3 separate regions of the Mus musculus genome follow, and regions 2 and 3 are each linked to region 1. Evidence: chromatin loops called from intact Hi-C (ENCODE). Cell type or tissue: heart. All regions are shown on one strand.

The links. A loop is a pair of places that touch in the nucleus more often than their neighbours do. Peaks named below come from ENCODE experiments on the same cell type or tissue, not always from the same donor. Only the 100,000 strongest peaks of a DNase experiment are listed, where the experiment ranks them.
Region 2: it touches region 1 in a loop (13-fold over the local background); 4 of 42 quality-filtered maps call a loop at or near these places.
Region 3: it touches region 1 in a loop (7-fold over the local background); 4 of 42 quality-filtered maps call a loop at or near these places.

The regions. Positions count from the first base shown.
Region 1 is chr1:93,633,123-93,641,122 of GRCm38, forward strand. Stk25 (serine/threonine kinase 25 (yeast)) reads right to left here and starts at 2,605. Exons shown (of 12, transcript NM_021537.3): 1 at 2,425-2,605; 2 at 2,176-2,261. The coding sequence starts at 2,205. In heart, a CTCF peak has its summit at 3,292; DNase peaks (open chromatin) are centred at 1,499 and 2,679; H3K4me3 peaks cover 2,980 bases; H3K27ac peaks cover 2,471 bases.
Region 2 is chr1:93,339,607-93,347,606 of GRCm38, forward strand. Pask (PAS domain containing serine/threonine kinase) reads right to left here and starts at 3,182. Exons shown (of 18, transcript NM_080850.2): 1 at 2,920-3,182. It overlaps Ppp1r7 (protein phosphatase 1, regulatory subunit 7), which reads left to right and starts at 4,022. Exons shown (of 10, transcript NM_023200.3): 1 at 4,022-4,105; 2 at 6,550-6,681. The coding sequence starts at 4,054. It overlaps Mir6902 (microRNA 6902), which reads left to right and starts at 6,486; the gene lies at 6,486-6,549. In heart, a CTCF peak has its summit at 4,121; DNase peaks (open chromatin) are centred at 3,255 and 3,995; H3K4me3 peaks cover 3,303 bases; H3K27ac peaks cover 1,816 bases.
Region 3 is chr1:93,475,083-93,483,082 of GRCm38, forward strand. It overlaps Septin2 (septin 2), which reads left to right and starts at 3,911. Exons shown (of 13, transcript NM_010891.2): 1 at 3,911-3,986. It also overlaps a transcript of Hdlbp not described here. In heart, a CTCF peak has its summit at 3,454; DNase peaks (open chromatin) are centred at 3,349 and 3,919; H3K4me3 peaks cover 3,825 bases; H3K27ac peaks cover 3,081 bases.

The DNA of each region.
Region 1 (8,000 bases):
TGTTATTGTTCTGTTTTGTTTTTCTGCCTGTTTCTGCTCCAGCAGGCCCCAAAACACTTTTTCAAACCCTTCTTTCTCTAACCACTTGGCCTCTACTGTCTCCTCAGATGCTACAGCTCCACCATGTGTAGTTTTGAGACACCTTGAAAACCATCTCAAAGATCTCCAGAAGGTCTAGTTGAGGACTCAAGGCAATACAGTCTTATCACTGGTTCAGTCCAGTGCTTGTAGCCTAAGAAAGCCTGTTAGAGAGAAGTCAAGCCATCGGCTAACTACATGACCCAGGACCACTATCCTTCCAGTTCTCAGTAGCCCTTTTCCTACTACTCAGGCTCAGACACCACATCCTCCCACACTGCTCAGCCATACTGAGAATTCTTAATTGCTCTCTTCTGGGGGAACCTAGAATCAGAACTTGTCCACTACAGTAGCCGAAGAAGGATACTTCAGGCCAGGTATTCACTCACACTGCCTCAGAGGAAAAGAAAATAACAGATCCCAAAGCCAGAGTTCTAGACTTTGTGCAAGGAAGGTGGGAACCCTAGTCTTCAAAGTCTACGTTTTTTGGGTACCTATAGCTGTGAACCAGTCAGCCTAAGAAACAGTATGATAGGAGCCTTTCTGGCATGGTCTCTGTATTTACACCTTTGAAGCAGCCCTAGTCCCAAACCCAGCCAATCACAGACAGCTAGCATGCTGATCTGGGTGGCTCAGATTTCTCTTCTGGACAGAATGTGTTATGAACCATCACTCAAGCCATCTAACTTACTCTGAACAACTGAGACCCATTCGCTCTCCATTCCATCCTAGGGATATTATACTTACAGCCTCTGGCCTTTCTGCCAACATGCCTGCTGTGTATCACCTCTCCAAAACAAGAGGAACAACTCAGCACACATCCTCCCTCATCTACCACACACAGTCACACAGTGCTTGCCCAGAACCATCTGGTCCTTCCAGAGATGGGCAGGAACAGGCCGGGTAAAAGGTAATCTAAGGCAGAAGCACAGGCTACAGGGGGAAAGTACAAGCCTTATCACACAAAAGGAGCAATTTCATAGGACTCTATGGCAGCCATCTTGGGAGAAAGCAGCCCTACAAAGGTTTTGTGTCACTTTCAGAAGCCAAGTATGTCTAGGCTGGACACAGGCCCCTAAAAAGACAAAAAGGGTGTTTTCTCTTTGAGAAAGGTCCCCTAGCCATCATTACTGTACTCCTTCGCAATTCATAGCTCCAATTTGTCATCCTGGGACCTTCATAAGCTAAGCTTAAGTCTCTTAAAAATAAACTAGAGGCAGATTTTTTTTCTCTCTCTCTTAGTATGTTATATAATTAGAGGCGAAATGTCAAAATGTATTAAAAATGTGTTAGCTTAATTCAGCATCAGTTAGCAAGCTCGGGATCCCATCTGTGACAGCTGGGCCAAAAGCCCTCCCCAACAGCTGTGAGTAGTCTTCCAGGCTGGTTTGGTTTCCTCCAAGGAGCCCTGCCTCCAATTCCTGCCCACAAGCAGCGGACGGACATGCTTCCTGTCTACACAACCAGTTCTCAAGGATGCAGGGAGAAGGGGGGTCAGGGTGGGGTGGGGTGAGCGGCTGCACTGTCCTCAGGAACTGATTCCTTCACTGTGCAACTGTCAAGCCTAAGCCTATCTAAACCAAGCCCTTAAAACGCAAATCCCACAGCTAAAGCCAGAGGAAAATCAGCCGCCAAGGCAGCTCATTCCACTTCACTAGCTGTCTGTCATATTGCTCTGAAATAACAACACCACAAATAAAATAAAGGCGAGAAAGGGGGTCCAGAGAGCAAACCACCGAACCCTCTGACCCTACGCAGCCCTCATCTCCTGTGCGGTCCCGTGTCGGGGTTCCATCCCGTTAGCCAAGGAAGGTGGAGTCCATCTTCTGGGAAGGTGCTCCGAGCCTGGGTCAAGCAGGTTGTGCCCAGGGCAGGTTCCTGCACCTGCCCCCAGCAGCTCCCGAGCAGAAGCGCTCGCCCCGCAGACGTTCCCTGGGGCTCACGTCTTCCGCAGGCGCTGGCTCGGCACAGGCCAGAGTTCCAACGGCCCCAAGACGCGCCCCGAGGCAGACGGCCTCCGCCCCTCTCCCGCCTCAAGTGGACAAATCCGCTCCACAGCGAACCACGGACTCGGGGCACGCCGACGCCCACACTCACCTGGTGCGCGAAGCCCCGGAGGTGAGCCATGTCCCCGCTGACGTGACCAGTCCGTCGCAGCCGCTCCGCCCGCTCGCCTCAAGCACCTGCGAGAAACCGCAGGCCGCTCGGTCAACAGTGGCCAGGGGGACCCGTTCCGTGGCGTCCCTCCACCCGCGACCTCCGGTCCCGCGCCCAGGGCCCCCGACCCGCCCTCAGGGCGTGCCCGGCCTCCCCAACATTCAGGCGAGGCCCGCTGGCAGCGCCCACCTCCGGGCGGCTCCATCTCGGACTCCGGGCCCGCTTCGCAGTCCCCACGGCGGCTCACACCGCAATTCGGTCTCCCGGAACGCCCAGGCCTCCCAGCCCGTGAGGTGGAGGCAGCGGCTCTGAGCAGGGCGTCGTGGCGAGCGCGAAGCTCTGTGGGACTAGGAGTCCCGCAGCCCGCCCCGTACCCCGGGCACGCAAAATTGAGACTACAAGTCCCAGCAGGCTGCGCGGTAGGATGAGGTGTTACGCAAGTGCTCCGGGGCCCTGATGGCGACAGACTACAAGTCCCAGGAGAACTTGCGGTGGGCGGTCAGTGGAGAGGCACAAATGCGCCACAGATTGGATCCGAACCTTGAGATATGCCCGAGCTGGGCTGCCCCTCCTGTCAGGCCGCGCGGTGACGGGTGCAGCGCGTGCGCAGTTGCCTTGACGTTTTCTAGGCTTTTTTTTCTCTTTTTTTTTCAGCCCTCCTCTCATTTTCCCAGTTCTGTTTGCCAAGCTTCTGAGACCCATACTGTGTGCCTGGAGTGCGAACCCACATTACCCTCATATCCTGGTGCTCCAGCTTTAACCGCAGTGTGACCTTCTTGTCTGCGCTTAGCAACACACACACACAAGGAGTACGCCCACGCGCGCCCTTAGAAAAGTCGCCCATTGTTGGACAAGTGCTTCTCTCCTGCCTCAGTTTCCCTATCTGAAAAGGTTTAATCGTAGGTCCCCAGGACATGACCTGGCGCTGGGAAGAGTTGTGTGGTCCAGCGGGGATTTCCAAAGGTTGGAAGATGCCTTTCATCCTGTGAATTCAGTATGAGTGACTAGTCAGCAATGTCCACTTCTATGCAGTCTCCTAGTGTTCCACGGGAGGGAGATTTGGCTCCATACTGTGTCCATTCCTATGACGGCTCAGTGCAAACCACCATAATGTCCCTACTCCCCAACTCATAAAGGCTTGTTGTTTCTGTTCTCTGGTGGATTTTCTTCCTGGGCACCATCCTGGAACCTTAAACCTTGCATGCAAGACCTTGCATCAGATTCTTTAACCGCCAAATTTTACTACATGTTGATTAGGTTTTCTTTGCTGTGTTTTTCCCCAGAAGAAAATAGACTTCCAGCAAACAGCCCTGCCCTGGATCCTGAAGCACCTTGGTTTCCTCCCCTCCCCCGCCCCAAGGCATCAACAATAGGGGCAAATATTTTTATTGCCCCTGAAAAAGATCATCTGTAGGATGGCCTTCAGCCTACCTATCCCTCCTATAGAAAAGTCTGAAATTAGGCAAGGCCAACTCTATTAAGACTTATTTATGTACATATATGTGTATGTTAAATGTGAACAGGAACCTACTGAGATCTGAAAAGGCCTGGATCTGGAGTTGCAGAGGGTCATATGCTGAATGGCATGGGTGCTAGAACTAAATTCTGGTCCTCTGGAAGAGCAACAAGAATTCTTAATGATTGAGGAATCTCTGTAGGCCTTTATTTTTGATTTTTAAGACAGGACCTCATTCTGTAGCCTAGGCTGGCTTAAAACTCTCTATGTGGCCCTTTTTGGCCTCAAATTCACAGCAGTTCTGCCTCTGCCTCTGCCTCTGCCTCTGCCTCTGCCTCTGCCTCTGCCTCTGCCTCTGCCTCTGCCTCTGCCTCTGCCTCTGCCTCTGCCTCTGCCTCTGCCTCTGCCTCTGCCTCTGCCTCTGCCTCTGCCTCTGCCTCCCAAATGCTGGGGTTATCCATATGAACCATCAGACTTCATGTGAAAAGCCCTACTCATGAGATTAAACTTCGTATTGGTTTATTGCTTTGTTCTTGGGTCAAATAGATATTGAAGAGTTGTTGGCTGTTTAGGAAGACTTCCATGTAGTTTATCTATAAAACACTTCCCAAGGGTCTGGAGAGATTTTCTTTTCAGCTGTTAAGAGCACTGGAGACTTTTGCATAGGAACCAGGCTTGGTTCCCAGCACCCACATGGTGGCTCTCAACTATTGGTCACTCCAATTTCAGGGGATCCGAGTCCTCTTCTGGCCTCTGTGGGCATCAGGTACACAAGTGGTACACAAACATCTGTGGATGTGAATGACTATACATATAAAATAATAAATTCATTGTGTCTTAGTGAGGGTTCATATTGCTGTGATGATATGACCAAAGCCACATGGAGAGGAAAGGGTTTATTTGGCTTATAATCTACAACACTGCTCCTCACCAAAGGAAGTCAGGACAGGAACTCAAACAAGGCAGGAACCTGGAGGCAGGATCTGATGCTAAGACAATGGAGAGGTACTGCTTACTGGCTTGTTTTTCATGGCTTGTGCAGCCTGCTTTCTCATAGAAACTGGGGCCACCAGTCCAGGGATGGCACCATCCACAATGGTCATTGTCATTGTCATGATTATTGGAATATCTCCTGTCTCAGTGATGTATAAAGATTGTTTCCCATCACCTGGAATTGGTTTCTGTGGTGATTTGTATATGCTTGGCCCAGGGAGTGGTACTATTAGAAGGTGTGGCCCTGTTAGAGTAGGTGTGTCACTGTGGGAGTGGGCCTAGGACCCTCACCCTAGCTACCTAGAAGCCAGTATTCAGCTAGCAGACTTCAGATGAAGATGTAGAACTCTCAGTTTCTCCTGCACCACGCCTGCCTGGATGCTGCCATGTTCCTGCCTTGATGATAATGGACTGAACCTCTGAACCTGTAAGGCAACCCCAATTAAATGTTGTTCTTATAAGAGTTGCCTTGGTCATGGTGTCTGTTCACAGCAGTAAAACCCTAAAACGGTTTCTAAAGAGCTGATTCAGCCAATAACTGCTCAGAGGAGAAAGAGAAGGGGGAACTTCCGATCCCAGTCACGGGGTCTGAAAGAGACCAGAGAGAGAAGGAAAGAGAGGGGAGAAAAGATATTAAGTTTGAATGTGGTAAAATAAAGTCTCCAGAGAAAGGAGAGAGTTAGAAATTAGAAAATAAAATATTTTCCATAATAAAAAAATAGAAAAAAATTTAGAAGAGGACATTTGGACCCCATGTAATTTTGCTAGGAGTATCAGCATACTGATAACTATGTCTAAAAATGATTATAATTTTTTTATATCCTCTTTAAGAAAAATTAAAAGAAGGAAGACTTAGCTAAAGAAAGAACTCAAAGAGGGGATGCTGGATGATGGGAGACAGACCAGAGCTCAGAGGAGAAAGTCCCTGTCAATCAACTGAAGAAAGTTCATAGGAGCTCAGAGAGGCTGGAACAGCGAGCACGGAACACATACGGGTCTGCAGCAGGGCCTGTGTGTGTATTATAGCTTTCAGCTTGGTATTTTTATGAGACTCCTAAGTGTATGAAAAAGTGGGTTTCTGGTTCTTGTGCCTTTACTTTTTTTTGTTTGTTTGTTTTTTGTTTTTTGTCTTTTATTTTTCGAGACAGGGTTTCTCTGTATAGCCCTGGCTGTCCTGGAATTCACTCTAGACCAGGCTGGCCTTGAACTCAGAAATCCACCTGCCTCTGCCTCCGGAGTGCTGGGATTAAAGGCGTGCACCACCACTTCCCGGTCTTTTGTGCCTTTTCTTGGAGTTCCTTTCCTTCCCTTGATTTGCCTTGTCCAACTCCAATGTGATGGTTTTTGTTTTATCTTATTATATTTTATTTTGTTTGAAAATCTATTTTCTTTTTTTTTTTTTAGAATTTTTTATTTGCTTATTTTATGTATATGAGTACACTGTAGCTGTCTTCAGACACACACCAGAAGAGGGCATCGGATCCCATTACAGATGGTTGTGAGCCACCATTTGGTTGCTGGGAATTGAACTCAGGGCCTCTGGAAGAGCAGTCGGTGCTCTAAACCACTGAGCCATCTCTCCAGCCCTCAAAATCTATTTTCGATAAAAAGAAAAAAATAAAAACAAAAAAGCACTCATTGCAAAAGACCCATGTTCCGTTCGTTCCCAGGACTCTCATGGAGGCTTACCACCTCCTCAGACATAGGCACATATGTAGTGCACAGACATTCATGCAGGCAAAACACTCATACAATAAAATAATAAAAATAAATCTAAAACTAATTTTTAAAATTCAGTCCCTAATCTCTTTTAAAATCCAATGTCTCTTTTAAAATCAACAGTCTCTGGGCTGGTGAGATGGCTCAGTGGGTAAGAGCACCCGACTGCTCTTCCGAAGGTCCAAAGTTCAAATCCCAGCATCCACATGGTGGCTCACAAACCATCTGTAATGAGATCTGATGACCTCTTCTGGTGCATCTGAAGACAGCTACAGTGTACTTACATATAATAAATAAATAAATCTTAAAAAAAATAAAATCAACAGTCTCTCAACTGTGGGCTTCTATAAAATAAGAAATGAGTTAGATCCTTATTTCAAGAGGGAAGAGTCACAATCAGATCAAACCAACCTCCAACAACAAAGAGTTCACACAATGCCCAATATCTAGAATTCACTCAAATTCTTAGCACTTCCAAGGGGCCTGAGCCACTTCTCTGGCTTCACCCTCTACAGCACACAGAGCTTGTCTCCTAGGCTTCAGCTACATAGCATTGGTGTTCTTGGTTAGTATCATCCTATATGATACTAACATCTCTAAAATGCTGGGGTCTTCTGCTGCAACTGGGCTGCATTTTCACCAATAGTGTTGCCTTGGCTTTCACAGAGTCAAGTCTCAATTCCTCTCTGTGGCCCCTTTGTGCCTTCAAAACTAGTACCATGCGGGAGAATCTTACTGTGATGGTTTGTATATTCTTGGACCAGGGAGTGGCACCATTTGGAGGTGTGGCCTTGTTGGAGTAGGTATGTCACTGTGGGTGTGGCATAAGATCCTCATCCTAATTGCCTGGAAGTCAGTCTTCCACTAGCAGCCTTTGGATGAATACAGAACTCTCAGCTCCTCCTGTGCCATGCCTGCCTGGGTGCTGCCATGCTCCCACCTTGATGATAATGGGCTGAACCTCTGAACCTGTAAGCCAGCCCCAAGTAAATATTGTTTTTTATAAGACTTGCCTTGGTCATGGTGTCTGTTCACAGCAGTAAAACCATAACTAGACACTTACATATGACCACCTTGGTTGCCAGCACTAGATACAACCTTGGCCACCTCTGAACATGGGCTGCATGTGCTGACTCTGAGAAAACACTTCCCAAAAGTTTTTGCCTCGATGATGCCAGTCCCTTCTTAATCACCATTAACTTCTCAGCAGCTCCAGCTAACCAGCATCAATTGTCCCAGCAAAGCAAGCAAAGGTTTTACTTTCAGTAGTTCTGGTCTCTTGTTAGTCACAGCTGGTTCTTCAGCTATTGCTGCCCAGAACCACAGATTCTCAACTCAAAATAGCAAACAGCCCCTATAGAATCATGAAGGGACTCTCAGATATCCCTCTGAAACTTCACAAACCAGGCCTCCATCATCTGTACAGATCTCAGTATTCTTCACTTTCAAGCTTCCACAGAACAACTCACCAAGATTTGAATACTCAATGGCTCATCTCACCTAAAGTTCCAGAGTCTTTCCACAATCCTTCCTAAGCAACATGGTCAGGTCTGTCACAGCAATACCCCACTATCCTGGTAACAATTTCTATCCTAGT
Region 2 (8,000 bases), 290 kb before region 1:
AACAGGACACAGACAATTTCAGAAGCAGACCAAGAAATATAAACCTGACATACATGGGAAATCCATAAGGTCCCCCAGCACTGACTGAATAACATGGCCTTCAATGTCTTGTACATGAAGATAACAGTAACTCACACCCCGCAGCACTCCTGCAGAATTTCAAGAGCCAAGTTAGCCGGGCAGTGGTGGCTCACACCTTTAATCCCAGCACTTGGTAGGAAGAGGCAGGCAGATTTCTGAGTTTGAGGCCAGCCTAGTCTACAGAGTGAGTTCCAGGACAGCCAAGGTTACACAGAGAAACCCTGTCTCGGGGGGAAGAAAGGGGGGGGGATGAGCAGATTCAAAGCAAGACTAAATGCTTATTATCTATGATCTGTAGTTTTAAATAGCTAAATAATTTGGAGGAAATTGCATCCTATGTTCTCCTATATACAAAGATTATTTCTGGGTGAATTTAAAAACAGAAATGAAAAGAAACTGCCAGGGCCAGCAAGATGGTTCAGCAGGTAGATGTGCTTGCCATGGAAGCCTGATAACCTAAGCTTAATCCCCCGGAAACTATGTAAAGATAGAAAGGGAAGCCAACTCCAGAAAGTTTTCTCTGACATCCCTTTGTGCACCTACTTACAACAGTGTACACACAGACATACAGACAGACACACTCACACAAACCGTAGACGCACAGAATAACCACAAAATTCAAATATAAGTAAGTGTATTTTGGTCCTGCAAATAAGAAAAAGCCACAGCTAGGACCACGGTCTGGGCAATCCATGTGCTTTGTAACAACCAGTGCTCACCAGGAATGTCATTCTGTATAGCTCCGAGACATGTGAAGGAGGAGAACTTCCAAAAGGTAAAAGCGACATGAACTTAAATCAGAGGTGAGCTATCCTACAACCCCAAAACAGTCAGGGACTCTAGAAGAGCCACTGTGACCCCAACTCTATAAAACCATTATGTTCTAGTAATCTCAGAAGCAAAGAACGTGAAATACAGGTTCAAAGTTATTAAATACACTCTCTTCAAACCAACTGAAAAGAAAAGCCACCTTCCAGAGAGGCTACACTGCAGGGACCAGTCTACAGAAATCCACACACATAAATACTAAGATGCACAAGGATCATTCCAGGCCAGCACGGTTCAAAACAGTAAAGGCTAGGAAACTAGACAGGTAGAAAGCCAGGGAGGCAAGAAGAAGAGAGAAGGAAGGAAAGAGGGAAAACAGTCCAAAAGAAAAAACAATTTAAATACTCATCAAGAAGAAAGCTCTGATACAATCATCAGTAAGAACAAAGGAATTGTGTACAAGAACCAATCCTAGCAGTATAGAGTAAAAACCTTCAAAATACAAAAGGTTATCTGCAGCAAGATTCCTTTTATATATATATATATATATATATATATATATATATATATATATATTAAATTAATATATATATATATAAAATCTAAATACACTGCTTAAAAAATACAATATACAGGATAAGAGTCCAACAAGACTGAAGACCCATACTTCAGGCAGACAATTCCCTGGAGTCTGGTAGAGCACTAAACTTAAGAGGCAAAATGACACAGTCTCTTACTTCCTAAGTTAGTTAATGGGTTTAAATGTGTTTGTTTTAATATGTGTATGTGTGTGTGTAAGCACATGCATGTGCCTGTGTATGTATGGGCACTGTGTGCATGCAGGAGCCTGAAGAACTCAGAAGAGGCCACCAGATGCCCTGAAACGGAAGTTACAGACACCACCATGTAGGTGCTAGGAACAGAACCCAGGTCTTCTATAAAACTGCAACAGCTTTTAACTGCTGAGCCATCTTACAACCTCATTTTATTTTCATTATAATGCATGACTTTTTCATGCATTTTTATTACATTGTGGGAGTGTGTGTGTGAGAGAGAGAGAGAAAGAGAAAGAGAGAAAGCACAACCATGGATGACAGAAAACAACTTTCAGGAGTCACTTCTCTCTTTCTACCCATGTGGGTCCAAAATTGTCAGACCTTGGCAGCAAGTGCCTTTACCCACTGAGCCATAATGCTGGGCCCAAACTGTAGGGCTTTGTTTCCTTTTGGGGTTTGTTTTGTTTTTTGTTTTGTTTTGTTTTTGAGGCAAGGTCTCCAGAGTCGTTGGAAGTGCTGGGAAGAGAGGAAGACACCATCAGCCTGACAATTGGTATTTTTGTGTGAAGGTGGGTATTAAACCCAGAGCTAGTCACCTATTGGGCAAACCTTCCACCACTGACTGATAAAGTATGACTATTTGCCTTCACTATTCTGCATATTACATACACAGGCACATGCACTCAGTATGTGATCCTAAAAAGCAACAACTCATTATGAAATAAGAGATGAGTAGCGACAGTGTTCAAGGCTATATGTGACACCACCAGACTCAAACAAAATAAAGATGAGTAGGTGTTAGATAGCAGTTTTCAAGTAGAGTGTTTTAATGTGAAAGATGTACAGGCATCTTCTCTAGGTATCTAAATGCACTAATTACTGTTACAGCAAACAATGATACGATCATACCGTGGTTTTTCTACTTTTAAAACCAACCTATTGACAAAGTTAGGACATGTAATTATGGCTTCTAAATACACTGCCAAAGTCACAAAACCTTACTGTTTTTTTAGACCTTGTATGACCTCAGAATATATTGATATGAGATCTTAATTTATATAAAAAATACCATTCTTCAAACTAAATTGTTAATGCTACAAATTTTTATCTTAAAAGTAATTACAGGAACTGGGCGGCTCCCTTTGTTAAAAGTTTTTTTCTATGCAAGCATGAGGACTTGCGTTTAAATCTTTAACCACATAAAAAGCCAGACGTGGCTACACATAACTGTAATCCCGAAATTAGGGGGTGAAGATAAGTGACTCCCCAGAGCTCACTGGCCCGCTAGTCTAACCTTAAAGCAAAGCTTCCAGTTCAATCAGAGGCTTTCGGGCGCTGGCGGCTCTTGAGCGCGGGTCAAACGGCCAGAACCCGCCACCACTCTGGGGCCGGGGCTGGGCGGAGGGAGTGCGGGCGCGCGAGGAAAGGGCCAGAGCCACTCCACGACAATGCGTAACTAACACTCGCCGCCACCCGGAGGTTTTTCGAAGGCTGGTGTCTCACCCCAGGCTGGCGCAAGTCTCAGTCGGATTCACAACGTGAAGATCCGCGCGCTTCTGGCCCACCGACCAATCGCAGAACGACTTAGGCAGCATAACAAGGGACCAAGAACCAACCAGACACCCTGATGGGCGGACCTCAGTGAAAGCAAGCAGCTGAGCGCGCGCAAACAGTTGCTAGGGACGCACCGGACACCCACTACAGAGCCTCGGAGGAGCCAAAAGACCCGATTTCTTCGCGCCTTTCCCCCCCCTCCACGCCCCACTCCAAGTGACTGCAGTTTACTCTTACGGGAGAACCGAGGACGGTGAGCGACGTGCAGCCCTTCTTACGACGGCCACCTTTCCAAGGCGAGGACAGTGAGAAGCGGACGACACAGTGGCTCGCCGTGGGCTGGAGGCCGCAAACGTGAGCCCCAGGACCGGACCGCGGCCCCTCCCGCCTTCTCCAAGCATCCCCTAAAGGTGGCCTGTGGCACCAGTGTATCAGCACGCAGGCGCAGAATAAACTGGTTTCCCTCGCCTACCGGCTCACCGTGAAGTGAGGCTCCCGAAGTCGGGGGTGCAAGTCTAGTCGGCTTCACCTGTGGCCTGTAGAACTCTCCTGTCCGCAGTACCTCTACGCCTCCGAAGTTGGCATAGTGACTTGAGCGAATCCGCAAGCTTGAAGTGTCTCCCATGCTGCCTAAAGACTTTCCGGGATGTCTGCTTTCTTCGTGCTCGCCTAGACTCTACTCATTCATCAAACCCCTAACCCAGGTGGAGCCGGAGCCTGTGGGAACTACAATCCCCATGAAACACTGCGCCCGCGCAAGCATTGTCAGCTCGCGCTTCTATACTTTGTTCCATTGGCTGGCCTATTGGACCTGGAATCCTGATTGGCCCATGGCCTAAGGCGACAGATTCCGGAAAGGGAAAGAGCAGCCAATATGGCGGCAGAGCGCGGCGCGGGGCAGCAACAGTCGCAGGAGATGATGGAGGGTGAGCGGCCCCTGTGGGTGACCGGGGAGCGGCGAGCTTCGGGCTGGGCGGTCACGGCCTCTTGCGGGATCGGAATTCGGCCTCCAGCCTCCGGCCACAGCCACAGAGCTCTGACAGCTGCCAATATGGCTGGACAGCCAGGGAGGCTCGGAGCCCGGGAGTCCCGTCCCGAGGGCGGTAGCGGCCAGAAAGACAAGACCCTGGGGAAAAACGTGGCGCGAGCCCGCCCAGGGAGATTGGCAAGGAAGCCGTGGCTATAGGAACCTAGTCTTAAAGCTCCGAAGTTGACAGGCGAGGGGGCAGGGAACCGTCCTCCGTCAGCTCACTGGGAAACTGAGGCTTCAGGCGTGGGGAATCTACGAAGTCCAGTTTGTTCACGCGGCATGAATGGAAAAGTCTGCTTTGAAGCGAATGGGTTGTGGCAGAGAGATGGATAAAAAGGAGCTCCGGAAATTGAGTTTACAAGGCGTTGTCTTGTTTTCTAGGCATGCAGTCTAGTCTATATTCAACTTTCTTCCTTTTTTTCCTTGTGTTGGATTATGTCATATACATATGTAACATACATATATGTTACACGTGTGCATGCTTTTGTATACAGTTGTGTAGATACATGGTCATTACATGCGTGCATATATGTGTGTTAGTGTATACGAACAGACTTGTACATATGTACATGTACTTAACCCTACCCATTGTAGCATTAGGCAAATCTTAAATGTCTTTGAAAGACTCCACTATTTTGGTGAGGATTATTCACTTTTGGAAGGTCACTCACTTTTCTGGGAGGAGTACTAGGGAAGAAGGTTGCAGAGCAAGGGGCAGAGATGTGGAAGAAAAGACCAGTGAGTTTGAGAGCAGTGGGGCTGCCCTGAGATGGGCCCTGAAAACTCACTAGATGTCATCCAGACTGGGGTCCAGTGGGGAGGACCAGTATCATTCTGGAGAAAGGAAAACCAGTCAGAAGCAAAGGAGTATGGAAAGGTGACCTAAATTAGCAGTCATGCAATGGGGGTTGAGAAGAGCCAACAAGGAACGCTCTTAGAGAGACTTGAAGGAGTCGTGCTAGAGGTCTTTTGTTTCTAACCTTTGAATCTTTCTTAAGGAGGAAATGTTTCTTCCTAGCCCCCTCTTTCCTCCTCCAATACACCTCTCCCCTCCTTCCTCACTAAAGGGCAAATACACAAGCCAAGCTGTTTCTCTCGTCCACCCCCACACATGTCATTACCAGCTGACACTTAGGTTTCTATGGCCTATGTCTTTTTGGAGTTTTTTTTTTTTTTTTTTTTTTTTTTTTTTTTTTTGTGGCGTTTTTGTGTGGCTTGGTTTGGGTTGGGTTGGATTTGTCGTTGTAATGCCTTTCTTTTGTCTTTTAAGACAGGTTCTTGCCATTTCCGTGGCTGGCCTGTGTAGACCAGGCTGAGCATGTTTTGCCACCTTCTCTATCACTGCTAATGCCTTAACTCAAACCTTCCTCGTCTTGATAGATTTCATTGCCTTTTGCTAGCCTATTCTACCTAGAGCCTTGTAGTCACATTCTTGCACAGTGTCGCAGGCTCTGGAACCTCTCTACTGCCCTGAGGATAGAGGCACAGGGGGAGATACAGAGACTGTAACACAGAACCTAGTTTTCCTAACTCTAGATCACAGACTGTAAAGTGCCTCTTGGTAACTCATACATTCTTCTCCGTGTCATACACATGAGCTACTCTTGTGTCCTTTCTTATTTGGTCCTGACAGGAGAAGGTACTCTACTAACTCTGGTCTACAGAGGGGAATATTGAGGTTTAGAAAGGAAGATCATTTGCCAGAGCCATGTTTCATTGTTGCTTTGTTCATAACTCAAAATCTGTTTTATTTACTCCAAAAAACTTTGCATGATTAACTCTATCCTGTGGTTATTTAACACCAGCAGTTTACCTGGGGCTTCTGCCATTTTTTGAGACATTCTTGTTTTCATTCACTCTGCCCACAGTCTCATCTTAGCTAGTCTTGATTTCTTTTGGAATGTGGGCCTGAAAATTTAACCATTTATCTTGGCCAAATGGATAGTGAGACATCAATGAAGGTATGTGGCAGAAGGGTCACAGTGAGATGTGAGAAGGGTCATCACATCAGATGTGAGAGCCTCTTGGAAGGTACTTCTGTATCTGGTGTCATTAGTGTTTCCCATTGTAGATGATCCAGATTTCAGTTGACACTTGTCAACTCTTTACAAGTTCTCAGAGGGGAAGGATGGCATGTTAATTGTCTCCATGTGGCCTCCCAGTTACTGTCTCTGTATCTTAAATACTATTGGATGTAGAAGACATTCAAATGTTCATAAACTGAATTCAGCTTTAGAAAAAGAGTCTTGCTGACTTACACCTGTTGTTAATCTCCTCTGTGTTCCTCACATTGTCACATGAAGTAGATGTGAATTGTCACCATGTGATGTGTGGGTTCAGTTGACAGGCGGGTTGAATCTGAAGAATCAGGTGATGAGGAAGGGAAGAAGCATGGTGGCGGCGGCATCGTGGCAAACCTCAGCGAGCAGAGCCTGAAGGATGGAGTAGATCGGGGTGCAGAAGACCCAGAAGGTACTAGGTTTAGTTAACCTTGAACTCACCCAATGGGGCAAGTGTGTTGTTGAAGACTGCTGCTTCTTTGCACATAATGTCTCCTCACGACAGTGGTTGTGTTCCTCAAAGGGCCTCCATAGATTGGGCAAGTGGTTATGCTGGCAGAGGGCAGCCTGTTCTCTGTGTGTTGCCTTAGCAAATGACTGAATTATGTTTATGAGTACAGTGGGTCCATTTCTGCTAAAGGGACAGTTCCACTACTGATGATATTGACACTAATGTGTCACCTAGAACGGAGACAGAAAATGACTTTCTAACCCTTTCCTCAGCAAAATTTGAAGAGAGCGTGATGTAGTCCTCTGCTTCTGTGTCCTGCCACAGTGACAAGGAGTCATTTCTAATCCAACCTCAATGTTTCTTCTTTGAGACAGGGTCTCACTTTGTAGCCCCAGTTAGTCTTGAAGCCATTATATAGACCAGGCAGGCCTTGAACTCAGAGATCTGCCTGCCTCTGCCTCCTGAATGAAGGATTAAGGGTGTGTGCCACCATGCCCACATCTACCTCAACATTTATACAGGCCTGAGAATCCCCCTGTCACAAGCACAGATGTAGAGTAGTCACTCCATTTGGAACTGAACAGCTTCCTATGGTTTTATACCCTCCTTAGTAATGGCCCGTGCTTATATATTTGCTAAGAAAATTAATTTCCATGGAAAAGAATAGAGAAAACATATGAACACAGAAAATTGTTTCAGCTGAATTGTTAGGTTCCTGTATTATGCATCTTAAAATATGGTATTTAATTTTAGAACGAGTATTTAGTTTTACCTGCTTAAAAAGAAAACACATTAGCATTGCTGAGGATCTTTTTTAACAACAGGCTTGAAAGGAAACTCTGCCTGTTACATTTTCCAGATCTGTATGGATTTATCAGGTATCCATAATTATGCGTTACCTTTATAAAAATAAATTTCAAAAACCATAGCTACTTTTTAAAATAGCATTATGCACTGTGTGCCAGGAAAAATGATTGGTAACTATGGTAACCAAATTTTAAGGCAAAAGAAGATTACCACAAAAGTACCTACCACAATTAGTTTAGAACTTCAGAGCTGATGTCTGGAGGTGATGTGGGCGGATAAAGCAAATGGGTTCTGTCACCATTTGACAGTCACGGAAGGGCTGAGATCTGTGCCACTGAAATATTAGGCAACACTAGAAGACTTGGAAGTTAGAATAGTATAGTCCTGGGCTTTGTTTCCTGGCTAGTAACGTTACTGCGATGTGTGATAGATGAGGAGAGTAAACACCCCATGCCAGCCAGAGAGCCCTATTG
Region 3 (8,000 bases), 160 kb before region 1:
AGAGTGATTTTCTTGGTGTGTGTGTCAGTGACTCTTGAGCACTAAGATTACAGAAGTGTCTCACCATGTCTTATTCGTATTTTATTTTCTACTTAATTACTGGTACATATAAGAAATCTAAAGCTGGGTATAGTGGCACATGACTTTAGTCCCAGCACTCAGGAAATAGAAGCAGGCCAACCTAGTTTACACTGAGATTTCCAAGACAGCCAAGGGTACACAGAGACACTGTCTCAAAAAAAAAAAAAAAAAAAGAAAAAAGAAAAAAAGTACAAAACATAAATCTAAATTTGTAGATATTTACTTAAAATCTTGTTACCAACAGCTTTGACTAATTTCTCAATTAAGTAATTACATAACATGTAAAGAATAACCATTTTGCCTCTACCTATGCTTAAATATGAGATTGTTTTGTTTGCCAAAGCATTATTTATAACTTTTTTTAAAGACCATCTTATCAAAACTCAACATGTAGCTGAGAGTAACAAAGCTTGAACCTTTGATCCTCCTGCTCCAACTGCCCAAGTGCTGGAATTACAGCTTTTTATCCTGTGCTTACACATACATTTATACAAATGTACCCTGGGTGGAATGACTATGTGGAGATGACCTAAGTCAGCAAAGGCACCCATAGATCAGTGACACCAAAAGACAGAGATTTAGAAGGCCGATAATCACTGTTTGTCAGCCCACTTGGAGTTTCTCAATACAATAGAAATGGTTCCAAACATTTGCTAAATTTGCTATCTGTAAGCTGATCAGTGTGAGCCACAGAAAGGAGATCCAACTGCAGTCTATTATGAATCATGCAACAGGCTATCACTAAAAAGCACAAGAGCCATGAAGAAAGAGAGAGATATAGGAACCAAGCCAACAGAGACCAGACCATGCCAGTGCCATAGCACCTTCGCTGTCTCAAAGAACCTGGGACAAGAACTAAGTGTGGCCACGACTCATCAAGAGTGTTGCATCTCTTTCTGTTCATCAGAGCTAACAGAGCTTCTAGAATCAAGTTAAGTATTAGGAGGCATAGTTATACTCTGTAGCCCAGGCTGGCCTTGAATCTCTACATCTACCTGATTAGCCTCCCAAGTGTTGGAATTATAGACACATACCTTCTACCATTTCTGGTGTGTAGCTGTTTCTTTTCAAAGGTTGCTTTTTATTTTATGTGAGATTTGTCTAAATACATATATTGGCAATGAAGAATCTATCTTACAAAGTATCATAGGTCATCTCAATGGTCATAATCCTGTCCAACCTGTCAGACTGAGAAGGTACTGAATATACACCATTAAGACATCTTCATACAATCTCAGCTAAGCCCTCTACCATTCAAGAAGTTAACCATATGTTTGTCCAATTCTCAACCTTTTGCTGTATGCCATTGGCTATAATATTATACCTTCCCTTCCCTACTCTTTCTGTTTACAACACTCCTTCCTGCCAACTCTACCTGGAAATACTCTGTAATCATTCTTTAAACTCCAGTTTCAGGACCATTATATTTTTGGGGGAGGAGCGGGGAGACAGGGTATCCTGTAGGTCAAGCAGACCTTGAACTCACTATGTAGAAGAGCTGACACTGACCTCCTGATCTTTCAATACACAGTGCTGATTACTCCACAATACAAAGCGCTGGATTACTGATTTACAATCACATTCTTTATGAAGGATTTTCAACAAGTAATCATAGTCTACTTCCTATCTCTTTTACATATTTCCACTATGGGCTTTGCAGTAAGTAATCATAGTCTATTTTCTATTTCTTTTATATACTCTCATTATGGTACAAATTAGCCTGCAAAATAAGCTTTCTTTCGCAAGTGTTATCTTCTACAGGAAATCATAAAGAGCTAGAAAAAAGGGAAAAATGATGTTTTTCTATCTCTGCACCCCCAGAATCCCTAACATGTGTGGCACTCGGCTCTTTAATGTTAAAGAAATGAGGTTATTAGGCTGATATTAGACATTTAGAAGGTCAAAATAAAACTAAAAGAAATGTACTTGAAAGCCTATTTGGCCACTGAGAAGTGGGCCTGCCCACAAGAGAGAGAGGAAAAAAATAAGGATCTGCTTGTGTGTGTCCCTGTCTATTCTGACCTGTCTGCCTCTTTCGGGTATTCTCAAGATGAAGTAAGTGTCTAAGCAGTGCAGGCCTCTAACCAACGCTACCAACAAAGCTTGGGTGCCATTGGAAATTACTTAACTGGTTTTCAAAAATACTATTTCTGAGACTGGAAAAGATATGCTCCATTATCTCTAAGTTTAAAGATGTCATAATAGGTTAAGAGTTGTTTTGAATCCATAAGTAGTAATTCACTTAAAAACAAAACAAAAGCCCAAAGCCCCTTTTAGAGCTACATTAAATGACTGCTTTTAAGTATCCCCATAGCTAACATAATTAACAAATTTAGCCTATGGGTACTTTAAATCTTCAAAACGTAAGCTTAAGCAATAGGTTTCACCCAGTGTTTTCCTATTCACACCCGATTCCATAATAGAAATTTAGCTTGTAGCTACTACTAGCTTCAAACAAAATTTTGTGACTGGTTTAACTGGGCTTCAGAAAGTTACTAAGAAAGTGGCTCTTTAAATGGACACCAACAAATATGTGAAGTCATTGTTTGAGAGCTTAAGGTGACTAGCAAAACCCAAAGCTGAAGGGCGAGCCAAGTTGTAAGTGAAGATTATAACCCTCCAATTTTCCCCATGCTTTATCCTTGTCTGTAAAGATAATAAAACCCAAGACAGTCTCCTTTGGTTCAGTTATATCGTATGCAAACACATGCCCAGTCGACCCTCCAATCTTCTAATTCAGACAGGATATGCAGTGTAGCCTCGAGCACTGGGATACTTTACTCAAAGTAATAACGCACAAAAAAACCACTCCCTCACAACAAGGCATGTGTCAGAACAGTTCGGAATACCGACACTGTGCATATCACCCACTAGGGTTGCGCGATTGCTGTTTCTTCTCTGGGGAGGTACTCTAGGGTGTTTTCCTATAGAAAGGCCTTGGTGAAAGGCCTAAGGTAGGAGTTTACGATCGCTGACCAGCCAGGGGACCTCCTGCGATTGAAGGGAAGGACAACCCGAGCCAGGCCGCAGCCCAGTACTGCACCTTCCCAGCCAGCTTCAAGCCGGTCGCAGAGAGCAGGGCATGCCGCAGATCTCTCCGCCCGCCCCAGTCTGAAAGAGGGTAGGGGGCCGTGCCGGCTCCGCCCTCCCCCGCGGGGCATGGGCTCACGACCACACAGGAAGGCCACGTCCCCAGGGACAGGCACCACTCTATGGTGTGCATGGGGGGGGGGAGACCCACGTGACCAGCACGTAGCCAATCCCGGGACGACAGCCCGCCATAGAGACGGCCGCAGAGGCGGCTAGAGATGCCCGCCGGCAAGTCACAAGCGCCCGCCTATCCCGGCTCGGTGTTCCTAGCTCGGTGCTGCCGCCATCTTCCAGGAGGAAAGGATAGAGGCAAAGGGCTCCCTCCCCTTCACTGCTCCGCACTCACGCTGCCACCTGCCCGCCCCCGGTCGTCTCTCGCTCTCAATGGACACCTTATTCCTCCTTAGTAAATATCCTTCCCACAACTCTAGTTTCCCATAAAGCGGAGAATCTCGTTACCTGCTCCTCTTTTATTAGCGTGAGGAATCCAAGCTCATAAGGTAGGAACTGTGGCGAAACAGGAACAAGACGCCATCTTGGTAAAGGAGAAGAGGCTACGCTTGACCTCCCCCCGCCCCCAGCCTCTATATGGCCAACCGCCGTGGGAGGGGCACAGCGCCTGCGCAGAGGCGGACGGCAGGATCGCGTCCACGCTTGCGCTCTGCATGCAACCGCGGAGGAGGGGACTACTCGGGGCCCAGGAAGGAGTTGGCAAGGGGCGGGACGGCGCGATGACGCCATCTGTTCGCGCGCGCTCTACTGGGCGGGGCAGGTCCGTGCTCTCGCCTGACGAGCGTTCTCCGGCGTGTGAGCGGGTAAGTGTGTGGCAATGTGTACCCACTGTCGCGCGGGCTCGAGTTGAGCTGGCTGTCCTGAGAAAGGGCTAGAGTTCTGCCCTCGCCCGGGCCGCCTAGGCGGTGATAACGGGTACGGAAGTGAGCGCGTGGGGGAGGGGCGGCCGCACCCTTAGTCCGGGGCTCCAGCGATGGATGCCTGGCTGGCGTCGTCCCTTCGAGGACAACTGGACGGGCGGCCCCCATCTGGGTGATCCTGCTGGCCAGGTCCAGGGCATTGGGGCGGGCGTGGCTGGGCCCAGTGAAGTTATGGCGCACAGTCCAAATACTATGTGGTGGAGAGTCGGGCGTTAGGTTCACATCTACGAAGCACTTGCGGGGCCATCTTCCCACGTAACGGTGCCATTTCGTCCTAGGGATGAAAAGGACTAGTCACCCTGGGATGTTAATGAAGTTCCCCAATTTAAGGCAGTGACAGGAGCGTTATGGAGTGGTTTGTCTGCTGTGGCCTTCCCCGAGGTAGTGCGACGCTAGACAAAGGGCTGCAGCCCTGTAAGTGACACGGGAAAGGGAGCATGGAGTGGAGGCCTTTGACTGAGAAGCCATGAAGTCTAACTCTGAAGCGGACCGCAGGCCCAGACCACGCCTGGCCCTTTTGTATCTTCCGGCCTCATTTGTTAGTGGCGCCTTGCCTTGTCCTGTACTACGTTTCCAGACTTTCAACACATAGAACTTCTAGTTCAGACCGTTGTGGTCTCTATGGCTGGTTTTAACCCAGTTTACTCCTCGTGTCTGGAGCGCAGTTAATCTCGAACATTCTCTGTCTAATGTTTATCTGTTGTGTAGTTCCTGTTCGCTGCTTGTTATTAGTTAGGACTCTCACTGGATTCGATATCCTTTAGACGGTTTAAGTGTTTCTCTGGCGTCAAATATTGGGGTCCCTACTGTCTATCAAGGGATTTAAGTTTTAGGTTTTCAACCGGGCGTGGTGGCGCACGCCTTTAATCCCAGCACTTGGGAGGCAGAGGCAGATGGATTTCTGAGTTCGAGGCCAGACTGGTCTACAAAGTGAGTTCCAGGACAGCCAGGGCTATACAGAGAAACCCTGTCTAGAAAAAAAACTTAGGTTTTTTGTTTTTTTTTTTTTTTCCTTAGTAGTGAAAATTGTTTTAGTATCTTAGATACATTTTTAAAATCCGTCTTGTTAACATAAGGAAAAACAGGAGTTTTGAAGAGGTCATAAAGGCTGTTTCTTCATGATGCTTCTAATTTGAGACTCCTTATTTTCAATGGCTTTTCTGGTAGTTGCCATTCAGGAATTCTTTGCAATACCCAGCATTCAAACTGTCAGTGTGTGCTGCTATATCTAATTTTGGGGATGATTTTTTTAGTTTTAAAAGTTGTCCTGATCCTTTTTTATCATTTTTCCACCTAGTGTCCCCCCCCCCCCCCCCTTTACAGAGCACCAGAGGTCAGTAAAGAACAAGAGCTTCTCCTTCTGGGTTTGCTGGGTAGCCTAGGGAAAGGAGGTGGGGCCTCCCTCTATTATCAATCGTGAATGTAATTAAGCTCCCTTTGTTTGTGGCTTGCTGCTCCAAGCTCCATTAAGAGTGTTGTCTTGCATAATGTGCTTGTACAGTCTTCAAATCTAAGAAATCTAAATGGCAAGAGAGTCTAGGCTCTTTGGATAAAAGCTCTTCAGGATCCTACACTGAGGAGTCTTTGGGGATTAGGGGTAATGTATACAAATGTAAAAATTTGTGTACATGAATGATGGGTCCTTTGAGTATTCCATTATTATAAATGCCACTTGCAAAAATGGGTCTTGTTCACCTAGTCATCTTTTGACTCATAATTGGGTGATAGTGTTACTCTCTGATATAAAGAAGCCGTGGGTCAAGTGTAAGGAACTTAATAACTTCTGACATCTGAAATATGCAATGTGAAAGAATAAAATTCTAGTTTGACTATATATCTTTGATATGGGGGATCTAACTGATCTTCGATCTGTACCTAGCAGTATGTTAATGGACAAGGTTTTCTCACTAAAAACCAAGTGCTTTAGAAATTCAGTATTCATCTTTCAGTTAACATTTGACATTACTAGGGATGTGTAGTTAGTTCACTTGGTCAAGTGCTTGCCCTGAATGCAAGATTTCTGGTTCCTTATTACATGTCCCGCCCCACCCCCCAAACAACAAAAACTAAAACCCCTTTTTGTTATGTTTAATACATTGTTAGAAAATCATTGAGACTAGAATACAAGTTATGTTTGGGTATAGGGTAACATTCATAGCCTAGCAATCTCTGTATTGAAGAATCATTGTATGTATTCTCCAATCTGTGCTTGTGTTGTGCATCAGGATGCTTATTATTTATTTATTTATTATTTTATTTATATGAGTACACTGTTTTCATACACACCAGAAGAGGGCATCGGATCCCATTACAGATGGTTGTGAGCCACCATGTGGTTGCTGGGAATTGAACTCAAGAATCTCTGGAAGAACAGTCAGTGCTCTTAACAGCTCAGCCATCTCTCCAACCCTCAGTACTTATTGAAAGAAAGGAAACTGATATTGGAAACTACTCTTCTTTCGTCTGAACTGACCTAGGACCTCAAAATGGCTGTGGACTTGGGTCAGTAAGCTAAGGAGATACAGAGATGTAGAAAGATACCCATGACATTTCCTGTACATGGTGGCTAGAAATAAATGACATAATAGTAGTGAAGGCAAGTCTCCACATTTTTACTCTCAAGTGTTTATCTTCCCATTATTTTATACAATACCTAAAGAAAGGAGACATACCATAGGGATTCCAGTTTAGAATCGAATTAATTATACCAATTTGGGAGAAACAAAATGACTTGATAATTTTAGGGCTTGTTTTTTTTTAATTCTGTATCTGTTCATAGCCAAGTATAGTGTTGTATCCCTGTAATCTCAGCATTTGAGAGACTGAAATAAGGTAGCCAGTTTAAGTTGAGTTTTTATTATAAAGACTCTTAAAACCAAACAAGACAAAAAACCTAAAATGTGTTCCTGTGCATTTTAGTGTTTTGAGACATGGTTTCTTTGTTGCCTATACTAGTCCAGAACTCATAATAATCCAAGTTGGCTCACATTTGTAATCCTTGTACCTCAGCCTCCAGTGCTGTGTTACCACACCCGGTTTGCTTTTTATTTTATTCTTACTATTTCCCCCTATTTCCATTCCTAAATGGGATAGGAAAAACTTTGAATACTGGCATTCAACTCATATGTAGTACACTTATCTAGCATACATGAAATCAGGAGCTTACTCTTCTAAGTATCAGACACAGACAGTACACACAATCACAATTCAGAAAGAAACTTTCAGTTTTGAGACATGGTCTCCCTGTGTAGTCCAAGTGGCCTCCAGTTTGCAATCCTCCTGTCTTTTGAGTGTTAAGATTACAATGGTGCCCCACAACAGCCAGCTAGAAAGAAACTTTTGACTTGCTATCTATCTTTTGTAGCACCTTACCAAATAAATCATTATATTCTAAAGTTTTTTTTTTTTTTTGCTCTAGCCCAGTTTGGAACATCTCTCCTAATGATCTTATGACAATCTATCAGATAGAGATAGAAGGCTTATATTCCTCTTAGCCTCTTTTACTGTTGGGCTTTTTTTTTTAAGATTTATTTATTGTATGTCTATGAGTGCACTATCTGCATGTAAACCTGCCACCTGCATTCCAGAAGAGGGTATCAGATCACATTGTAGATGGTTGTGAGCTTAACCGTTGAGCCATGTTTCCAGCCCCAGGCTTTCTTTTTTAGATCTGGTTTCTTTATAAAGTGGCTTTGACTGTCCTGGAATTCACTATGTACACTAGGCTGGCCTCAAACTCAACAGAGCTCCCAAGTGCTAGGATCAAAGATGTAAACCAGCAAGCATGGCTACTGTTGTGTGTATGTTTTTTTGTTTTTTGTTTAATTCAAGTATTGTGTGTTTTTGTATATTCAGCCCTGTCAGCATGGTAGTTTTGTTTCATGATTTTTTTTTTTT